2 separate regions of the Homo sapiens genome follow, and region 1 is linked to region 2. A link is a loop called in an ENCODE intact Hi-C map of the cell type or tissue named here. Cell type or tissue: sigmoid colon. All regions are shown on one strand.

Region 1 (5,000 bases), 660 kb after region 2:
TTGAGCTTGGTAGGAAGACGGCCTTCCCAGGAACCAGAGAGGAGAGAGCCAGCTTTGACCCTGCGAGGCACATGGGAGAAAAGAGTTCAGTTGGTTTATATTCTATGAATTTACTTTCCCCATTGGTATTCCGAAGTGTTCACTGAAACACAGCTGCTCCTGGCACTCTAATAGACATTTCCCAGGACCTCATGGCAGCCTTATCCACAGTCTCCAGCCTGCAGTCACATGTATTTTTCAGGGGTTCACTGTTAGCCCTTTGAGCAAATATTTATAGAGTTGTTTTTAAAAAATTACTGATGCTGTAATTAAAAAGAACACTTAATCCAAATTACTTAATAGACGAATAAATGAGTGAATAATCAAAACATTTAATACCACTGGTATATATAAGAAATGAATTAATTTCAAAGTGTGGAAAAATTATGTGGGCTTCTTATCAGTGGTATTAATCTATTTTTGATACATAAACCACCCTAAGAGGTTTTCCTATCTATCCCAAGTGTCATTTTGCAGTATTAGTTTCTCTAGGATGTGTTTTCATTAGCCTCTTAGATATAAATGGCTATACCACTAAAATGTAGGAAAAATCCCAAATGAAAGCCCTTTCCCTATTCACCCTGTTAAGCTTCCTCTTGATGGAAGCTCTCTTCACCCTTGAAAGCTGCTAGGAGGTAATGGAGGGCACTGTGGCCACCCAGCCCTGGTGCACTGAGTACCTTTCCTTAATAAATCACCGTTGGAGTCCTATGGCAACAACCTAACTTGATAACACATATATCTAGATGTCTTGCTTCATTGATATGACAGTGATTTCTCTTTTCATACTCACCTTGGGAATCTAAGATGTTAGAAGCTAATAAATCCCCCACACATAAAACATATAATGATACATTCAGAGAAAGATTCTCTAAACTGATTTCAGCAGTTCTTACATATAATAGAAACACAGACTTGCCTACCATGATTTTGTTACTTTTGTTGTCATAGCCTCATTCATTAGTTTGACAAATACTTGTTGCCCATCTCGAGTGTTCCAGGCACCGTGACAAACACTGGTTATGAACAGCAAAGGAGATGGAAGTAGTCCCTCCTCTCAAGGAGTCTGTCCTCTACTGGGGAGATACAGGGAGGTATCCAGCAGTACAGCCTGTCTGTCTGGAAGGAGCCCACCCCACATGCAGTTGAAAAACACAGCATGGCAGATTTTTCAATTTTAAAAAAAAATCACGTGCTGATTTTATAACAGATTTTAAATATGACCTACCAGTAGATTATAGTTCATCATTTTTGAAAGGCACTGTTGTTAACGATGTAGCACCTTCCCGTCACTGGTATCTCAGTAGCCACCAGTCAGAGCAGCTCCTAGCAGACTCCAGAATCATGTTAATATCTTCCATCCGATCACCTCTCTGAAGACTGTTTGTAGATAAGTGTGTCTTAAGTGAACTTTATTCGAATGAACTCCTACCCTGTAGATGACAGTTTTTGCATGAACCGTAATCAGACATAGATCTTCTTAGGGAACATATAATGGGGAAAATAGGACTTGGCCAGTCATGGCAGATGTTCATTGATGTGTGTCATATGAATAGATGGATGAATAGCACAAGGTAAAGAGTGGTGTGTTTTATAAGGCAGGCACATGCAGATGTTATGAGGACTTGGCAAGGCTAGTAGTAACTCCTTAAAGAATCATGGAAGACCTCAAAAGCCAGGAGGTGGTGTGTGAGCTGGGCTTTAAAGTAAGCCTATGGTTGTGCCATCTGGAAATTTAATTTCACAACATCCTGGAATGTGTTTCCAGTGAATGAGTCAATGAAATGACAGAAGTCAGTGGACAAAGATTACTGGGAATTTTCCTGCAAGATGCAGCACTCAGACCTGGGTTTGAACCCAAACTCTCTCCTACTTTTACCCCAGGACTTTTCCCTTATAAGACAATGCATGTGAAACGTATGGTTATAAAGCTACCCCAAAGTAGAATCTTTTATTATTCTTCAGTAAAACCCTTCATGGGATGAGAGTTTACGAATAAATTCAGAGTTCATCTGGAGGTGCCCGGTGGATCTCTTGATGTCCTAGCTTCCCAGGTACATTGCCAGTTTACAGGAAAATATGCCTTTTTGAAACTGATTGAAAACAAATTAGCTGGGTTTTCTTGGACGATGAATCTGTAGTTTTTCAAAGATCAGAAAATTCCTGTTCTCCAAGAAGACAGGTGCAGAAGTGATCATCTGAGGCTGCTCTCCAAGGTCCTCAGTGTATTTGCAATTTCCTCAGAGTCTGTCAGCCATCACAGCATAGCCTCTTTCTTTTTTCTGGATTTCTTTTTTATTCCATGATAGGTGGAATAAGGCAATCTGGGCCCAGTAATGCTTGTTTTTTAACTCAGTGTCATCACTATCTCTCAGCCAGTGTTGTGTCCCACCCACCAATGGCCCAGTGAAAAGTGATCCAGAATCCCTTCTGAATCACTGAATTATTTGCACACAAACTCATCTATCTGATCTGTCCATCCTCCATGATAAACGGAAATTAGTTTCATTTTCTGCCCTCCCCTTCCTCCTGGAATATCTGACTCTTCAATAAATGAGAAGACAGAGTTATGGTTCATTTACTGACTTGATTTTAATATTTCGGAGAGCATTTAAAACATTTATAGCGCAGCAGTCTTCCTTTTCATAGGAAACAAAAGTCTTCTAAAAGGCAGTCTCATTTCCCGTGTGGTTAGTTGAATACAGAAACCGTGTAGTCAGAAGGAAGGGGCTGCCCTGAGTCAGCCCGGGCTCCCGGGGCTGGACGGAGCTTGCATTTCTGAGCTCCCAGGGCGCCCCCAAGTGGCGATGTCAAGCTCCAAGTTGTTCTCAGTGTGCTCAACAGCAGCGCTTTTATAAGGTTCTTTTTGTTTTGTTTTGCTTTGGCTTTGCTGTTGTTTGTTCGGCTGCTTTTATTTTTGCAGTTGGCTGAATTCATCCGAGGGTTATACAAATCAAAAACTGTAAGTGGAGAGGATCTACCAGTTGTTTTGCAAAGATAGAGGTGCTATCACGGAGGATGCTGTTGGTGTGGCATAGGTGGGAAAGAGAAGCAGTAAGAAGAAAGGAGAATAAAAGAGAAATCCATGAAGCTGTAAGAAGTGTTTTTTTGTCACTTTTTAATGCTGATTTATTCACCTGGATCAAAATAAGGAAAAACACACGAGGTCTAAATCATCAAAATAAGTTGCAAGATAAGGCAGCACGCTTCATGAGGCTGTTTCTCTTGCTTTCTGTTCTCAACACCAGTTCTGTGTAAGATGACCTGCAACATAGACTCTGCATGTAGAATCTGTTAGTGGCTGACCCCTGCCTTATATAAACAAGGCTGGTAAATATGGAGCGAGGCTCACATTCAAACAACAATTCTATGGGCTGGATTAAGACTCAAAGTCCCTAAACACTCATCAAATCATGTTGCCTCTCCCATATGCAATTCCAGAAGGATAATTTATTTTGTTAACTAATAAAAGCAATATCATGTGTGCTGAAAGTATTTTTTCCCACATATTCTGTGTACAGAATTCTATATATGTTCCTAGGGGCTGGAACATTTTTCCTTTAACTGTGATTCTTATTCTGATTACTAGTGTTCTGAATGCACACTTAGCCTGCGTGCTACATGGCCTGTGCAGCTCTTTCCTCCTGCCCCGGGAAGAGGATTTCAAGCCTGTCATCTTCAACTCATAGCAGCCTTGGTGGAGTGGGTTCCAAACTGGCTCTTATGATGCCAGCTCAAAGTCAGCCTCTTGGGAGTCTCTTTAGGGCAACAGGGTTTTGCCTTTCAACACAACTTAAGTATAAAGTGCAGATAAACATAAGAGTGTTATTTTAAAATAAATTTGCTAAAGCATTATTTCTCTTTTCCCCTCTCCCTCCTCCTCTGTCCTTCCTCTACCCTCCTCTTTCAGACTCATACTCCTCCTCTGTGGCTTTACAAATCCTGGATAGAAAACATCTCACAAAACATGTTCTCTTCTCTTCACATATTTAAGAGGCCTTCGAGCATTGACACACATTTGCCTCCAGATTTTCTAGTTGAAGAAATGTGCAAAAATCAATAAAAAGCCCAAATACAGTGGTATTTTTCCCCAGAGTTATGGACAATAACAAATAATCAGGTGGGAAGGCTTGATGATTTTCTTTTTAGATTGTGAGCTACAGGCGGCCATATGTGTTTTAAAGGTTAGGTACATAAAAGAAGTTTTGAGGTTTCCCCTCTGTAACAACTGATTGGCCCTCTCGGGAACTCTGTGCTTAAATAAAGCTGATAGGATTGGCCTCTCTTAGCATGCTTATGCCATAGATGAGCGTCTGATGCTTAGCGACCTATCCTGGTGCAAGAGCCAGGCAGTGGAAGAACCAGGTGTGCAGTGTGTCCAACAGGAATGCTTTTGGCTGTGAAACAATTCCTGGCTGAAAGGGCCTAAGCCCGGGGGATTTTATCTGGGTGGGAAGAGGATTCTGGTTTTAGTTCAGTACCTGCATGCTATCAGGGCTCAAGGTGTGCATCCTTGCAAACACTGGCCCCTTCTTCTCATGTTTGTTTTTTTTGTTGTTTGTTTGTTTGAGACAGAGTCTGTCTCTGTGGCCAGGCTGGAGTGCAGTGAGTGGTGAAATCCTGGCTCACTGCAACCTCTGACTCCCTGGTTCAAGTGATTCTCCTGCCTCAGCCTCGCGAGTAGCTAGGATTACAGTCATACGCCACCAGGTCCAGCTAATTTTTGTATTTTTAGTAGAGCCGGGGTTTCACCATGTTGGCCAGGATGGTCTCGATTTCCCGACCTCGTGATCCGCCCACCTCGGCCTCCCAAAGTGCTGAGATTACAGGCGTGAGCCACGGCGCCTGGCCTCTTCTCATGGTTTCAAAAAGGCTACAGCAGCTTTGAGCATCAAATCCTCACACAACTATGTTCAAAGACAGAAAACAGGAGGAAGTGATGTTGGCAGGCCAGGGGAGGG
Region 2 (5,000 bases):
CCAGGGGATCTATGCAGTGATGTGTCAACGTCTCTATAGAATATCTTATCCGTCTTACACACAGGAAATGCTATTGTATGTGTTGAAGCACAAGCCCTAAGGAACAAGACAGCTTGAACTACTTCCTGAACCTTCTTTCTCTTTATTCCCTCCACTTTCCACACTGGCAATCTTGGAGGTTAGCCAATAATTATAATATAGAAGCATGCTGAAATATCCTGTATGTGTCCTTCAAAATGCATAGTCTATCAAGGGTTATGTACTTTTTTGACATCAATGCTACAAAGTGTTACAACATATCTCTCACTTCAGAGGAGATATTCTAATATATCTGAGACCACTGGCTCTCTGGAAAACTTTATCACTGTGGCAGACTCCCAAATATTAGTGAACTTTATCTGTCACCTTCTTTGACACCTGCTCCTTCCTCTTATCAGATTCATTTAGCAAAATATTATTGACATACTGGGATGCCTGTGGGATGTTAAGATATTCCAGTTCTCTCTTATTTGTCTTATGATCAAAACAAGAGAGTTAGTATAACCATGAGATGAGATCGTGAAGGTGTACTGATGCTCCTGCCACATGAGGGCGAACGGTTTCCGAGAATCTTTCCTGATAAAAGTGCAGAAACATTATACACCAAGTCCACAGCTGCATCCGGGGTGGCAGGGCCATGCTGATTTGTTTCAGTAAAGATGCCACACATGGAGCCACAGCTACATAGATATCACCACCTAATTATGTGTGCAGTAACCCCAAGTAATCTTGGGGAATAACTACAGTCATTCCCCAAGGTTCAGCTGGTCTTTGCATCATATAAACAGGTAAGGCGGATGGGCATGTGCAATTATTCTTACCCTACAGGTTGTGCTAGCATTGATCCCTAAAGTGCCCCCAGACATGCAGTATTGCTTTTGCTTTATTATTTTGGCGGAGACGATGTGGTTCTAGGGGCTGTCGCTTGGCTTTTTCTACCATGATAGTCTTCACTCCACAGTTCAATGTAGGGATCCCACCAGTTATTAAACATAACCTACTTTCAATACATGTTCTGGGGCTGGGGAAATAAACACAAATTGTGCCTATTATTCCACGGGGCTCACTGTAATATAGAGTCAAGCTGAGAAGATCTGTGGCCTGGCTTCCAGAAGCCCGCCTGTGGGGACATTATTTTTAGCTTATCTGAGAATTAGCATTAGTTTACAGCCAGAGTCTGAAAACCTTCAGAAGACTCTCTGTCTTTTCTTTTGGTCTCTAAACAGCCATTCCCACAAAATGGTTTCAAATTCCGTTTGTAAGTCTTGTGGTGGTGATGGTGGCTGGTGGGGGGCGGGGGTGGATTCCCAGTATATTCCTTTGACCACAAACATATATGAGACCAAGAGAGGCAACCGAGAGCTACCGGAGTGCATGTGGCTTAACCCAACATCTCAGCTATCAGCGTTCTCAGCCCTGCGCCTTTACTAGCCCAGAAAAGGGGTCTGACATTTCGGGGTGGGGGTGGCTCCTTCTCCTCCCTGCACTGAAAAAAGAATCTGCCAGCCCCATGCAGGTGCTTTGGACATTTATGAGAACAGGTGGACAAGGAGAGAGATGAACAGGACTACAGCAAGAAGAAGAAGGAAAGAACATAGGGAGAGGAGATATGTTCAGAATAAAGAAGCGAGAAGAAGAAAGGATGGGGCAGGTAGAGACCTAGAGGAGGCAGGGAAGAAGTAGGAAGAACGGGTGTTGTTATTTCGCTTGTTTTAAAAGGTAGGAGAGGAATGAAAGGGAACAGTTTCTCGGGGGAAAAGATAAGGGCTAATTTTGGAGCAGGTAAAAGTGGACGTGAGACATGTTGCTAGGTAGTAAATGTTAGACTGTCTCTAATAACCTTTGAGGCTTGCCAGTAAAAAGTGAAATTCCGTTTTAATTATTTTTTCTCCTGTTTCCACAATACTTTTAAAATTATCTGTGCTGGAGCCCTTGTGGTGTGAATCAAATGGATTACGGCTTCAATAGGGATCCATAAGCTCCTGACCCTAGACTCTCCTGAAGACAAGGTCTGTGCTGCGGGGAGGGGTCGGAGGCAATCACCTCCTGGGGGATGGGCAGCTCAGCGTCACCAAGTGAAAGTTAGGATCAGAAAAAGGATGCTGCATTCCAGGGCCAAACGCTGCAGATGTCTCTGTTATGCTCTTGTTTTTTCTTCCTTCCACTTTTACTTGCCAAAAAACGGGGAGTAATATCTTTTTTCCCTTTTTCTGGGTTGATAACAGAGAGACTGGCAAGGACAGGCTCGCCCTTCTGTAGAGCCTCGCATTGGCCACCAGGAGGCAGTGTTGTCTGCCTCTCGAACTTGGCTGCCCAAGGTGAGAAGGTCTCGCTGTGGGAACTGGAAGGGAAGCCTGGGATTCCAGATTATTTTCAAAAAAAGGGGAAGAAAAGGGCCAGGGAACTAGGATCCGAGGTAAGCCCCTGTGGGAAGTGTGAAGACAGAGCAAGACAAAGACAAATGAAATAAGGGGTTTCTTGAAGAGTTCTGATGTACAGGTTACCTCCAACACTAGTGAATTCCCATGTCCACTAGAATTTTAGCAGAGACCACATGATCCCCTGTCAGGCGGGCATAGGAGGAAATCTACCTCAACAGGCTGATTTACCAGAAAACATCTGACGTTCAATGGCTTTGTCGAATGAGTTCCATCAGGAACTCATGAGGGCCACTGCCTCTTCATCTTTCTTCCAGCACCCGGTGTGTGTCCAGCTTCCAAGAAGGTTTGTCAAGTGAATGATTTAATAAAGCTTCTGACCCTTGTGGAGATGGTATATTTGAAGGCACAGAGCCCAGGTCTTCGTATCAGTCCTGCAACCTTAGCTGGGTGTCCTTGAGAAATAATTTCTTCTGTCTGAGCCTCACCTCTCTGTGCATAATATCATGCGCAGATATAAAATCTAATTCTCCTGAATGCTAGGCTGCAGTTATGGATATGTTTTTGAAGGGATAAAATGGTTATAAATAAGAAACACGGTTTATTCTTTTGCTGTTTTAGACTTCTTAGGGTCAAGTAAATTTCATACGTGGAGGTTCTTAGAGACTTGCCTAAGGAACTCCAAGGGGTCGGGTGGGGAATGGGTTAAAATAACAGTTGTCTGAGCAAGGGACACAAAACAGCTAGAGAGCCCGTCAACTAGACTTATGCCCTGGACAGCTGCCTTCATGGTTCAAGAGGAGACTCTCCTGCTGACCTGTCAGAAGGACAGTAATATGGGTGGCTGCTTTGCTGTTGAACCTCCCAAATTCTCCCTGACAGGCCTCAGACCATTGCAACGCTGGATTGTAAGAATCTTGGAGGCAGATCTTATGTTTCATCCAGCCAGCAGCTCTTGCTCAATCTACTCTGCAAATTCCTCGTACACTTGACTAAGATTTTCCAGAGATGTGTCCTCTGGGTGAAGACACCCTGGCAACCTCTCCATACACAATAAAATTTATGTGTTTGCATCACCAAACATGAATCTTATATTTTTATTTAATCTTCATCTGTTCTTTCTCTAGCGGCCACTGATCGAGTCACTCCATCCAAGTCAGAAGCACCGCCAAACGCACCTCGAACTTTTGGACTCCGCTTCATTTTCTACTCTACTGTGACTATTTCAATAACTTCATATCTTCATTTTATGGTGGGGGGGAGGTGTCTGGAATGTTGGAATTGCTTATAAGCCATTTTATTACCCTCTATTATGACTTTCCGAACTCCTCCAAAGTCCTGTGAGCTCACTGAAATATCTTGGTATGCCCAATGCCTTTCATCATGTGATACCTAGAGCACTCAAATAAACATTTTTGAAATAATTTGATATAGGAATGGCCTATAAGCTCTGCAGCCAAGGATAGGATCACCACCCATGAAAACCAGCTCAGTCAGGGATGCTTGCAGTTTTGTTTTCTGAGAGACTCATGCAAATGCCTACTTTAAGGAACATAGATATTTTTATGAGCACATGCTTCCATGAAATCACCTATTAATACATGTAAAATTTTAATGAACGTTAATCTCAGCCCTGTAGGTAGGCAGAGCAAATAGTACTTTTCTAAGGGTTTAGTTGCAAGATGAGAAAATTGAGCCGTAGAGGGGTTAAGTGATGGCTAGGGTCACGTGGCTAATACATGATTGTGTTGTGCAGAAATTGCATCTCTCAGCTTTGACGACGTTGCCCTTTGTCCATCGTGCCTCATGTCTCATGGCTTGTGGAGTGAGAGACTGGTGGATACAGGCTCATAGAGGTTTATAATGTGTGTCTCTGATATCTGCCCCAATAATTGGGCAGAATGCTTTGAATGTGAGCTTAAGGAAGACAAGTGCTAACTGGTAAAGTTAAGTGGTTTAAAATGCATTTTGAGATATTTCACCCAGACGTGAATTACTGACAGGTGAATACAATGAATATGGAGAAACCTCTTCTCTGCCAATGAATAACATTTTGCTTTTGGGCAAGTAGGTAAATGCAAGGAGACTGTCTTTCCCAGCTACACTTAAAAAGTTTAGCACAGGAAAAATTGAGCAATGTCCTGGCACACTCAATATTTATTTGTAAGCCTGCTCTGGGCAGAAAAAGAAAAAAATAGTTTGAAAGCAAGCTTTGCATTAGCTAGGAGTTTATTTGTTTGCCAGATGATTACATAATTATATTTGCAAAGGAACATATTGGTATGTCTTACTATTTTCTTGTTGATATATTGATGTAAAGTATATTAGACAAATTAGAAAGGAGAAGGGTAAAAATCTGCCTCGTTGTGTACATGTGTGGGCTGCAGAAGATTAGAATACAACTTGCAGAATGTGTTTGCCCATCCATTATGATCATGATTGCACTCTTCATTCTTCTATTGTGGTAGAATGATTTTTTTTTTCCTGTTTCTTCTCTCCAGCGAGGCTGGCAGCTAGGCCAGCAGGGAACACAGAGCTTTGCACAGAGTAGATGCTCAGTAACTGTTGCATGAATTTTTCTTA

The links. Peaks named below come from ENCODE experiments on the same cell type or tissue, not always from the same donor. Only the 100,000 strongest peaks of a DNase experiment are listed, where the experiment ranks them.
Region 1: it touches region 2 in a loop (23-fold over the local background); 2 of 110 quality-filtered maps call a loop at or near these places.

What each region holds. Positions count from the first base shown.
Region 1 is chr7:154,037,167-154,042,166 of GRCh38, forward strand. It overlaps a transcript of DPP6 not described here. Among named protein-coding and RNA genes, the nearest start is that of DPP6, 13 kb to the right of the region's middle. In sigmoid colon, no CTCF peak of the experiment used is centred here; a DNase peak (open chromatin) is centred at 2,843.
Region 2 is chr7:153,379,427-153,384,426 of GRCh38, forward strand. No RefSeq gene overlaps it. Among named protein-coding and RNA genes, the nearest start is that of LINC01287, 30 kb to the right of the region's middle. In sigmoid colon, a CTCF peak has its summit at 2,286 (motif pointing right); DNase peaks (open chromatin) are centred at 2,335 and 3,345; H3K4me3 peaks cover 416 bases.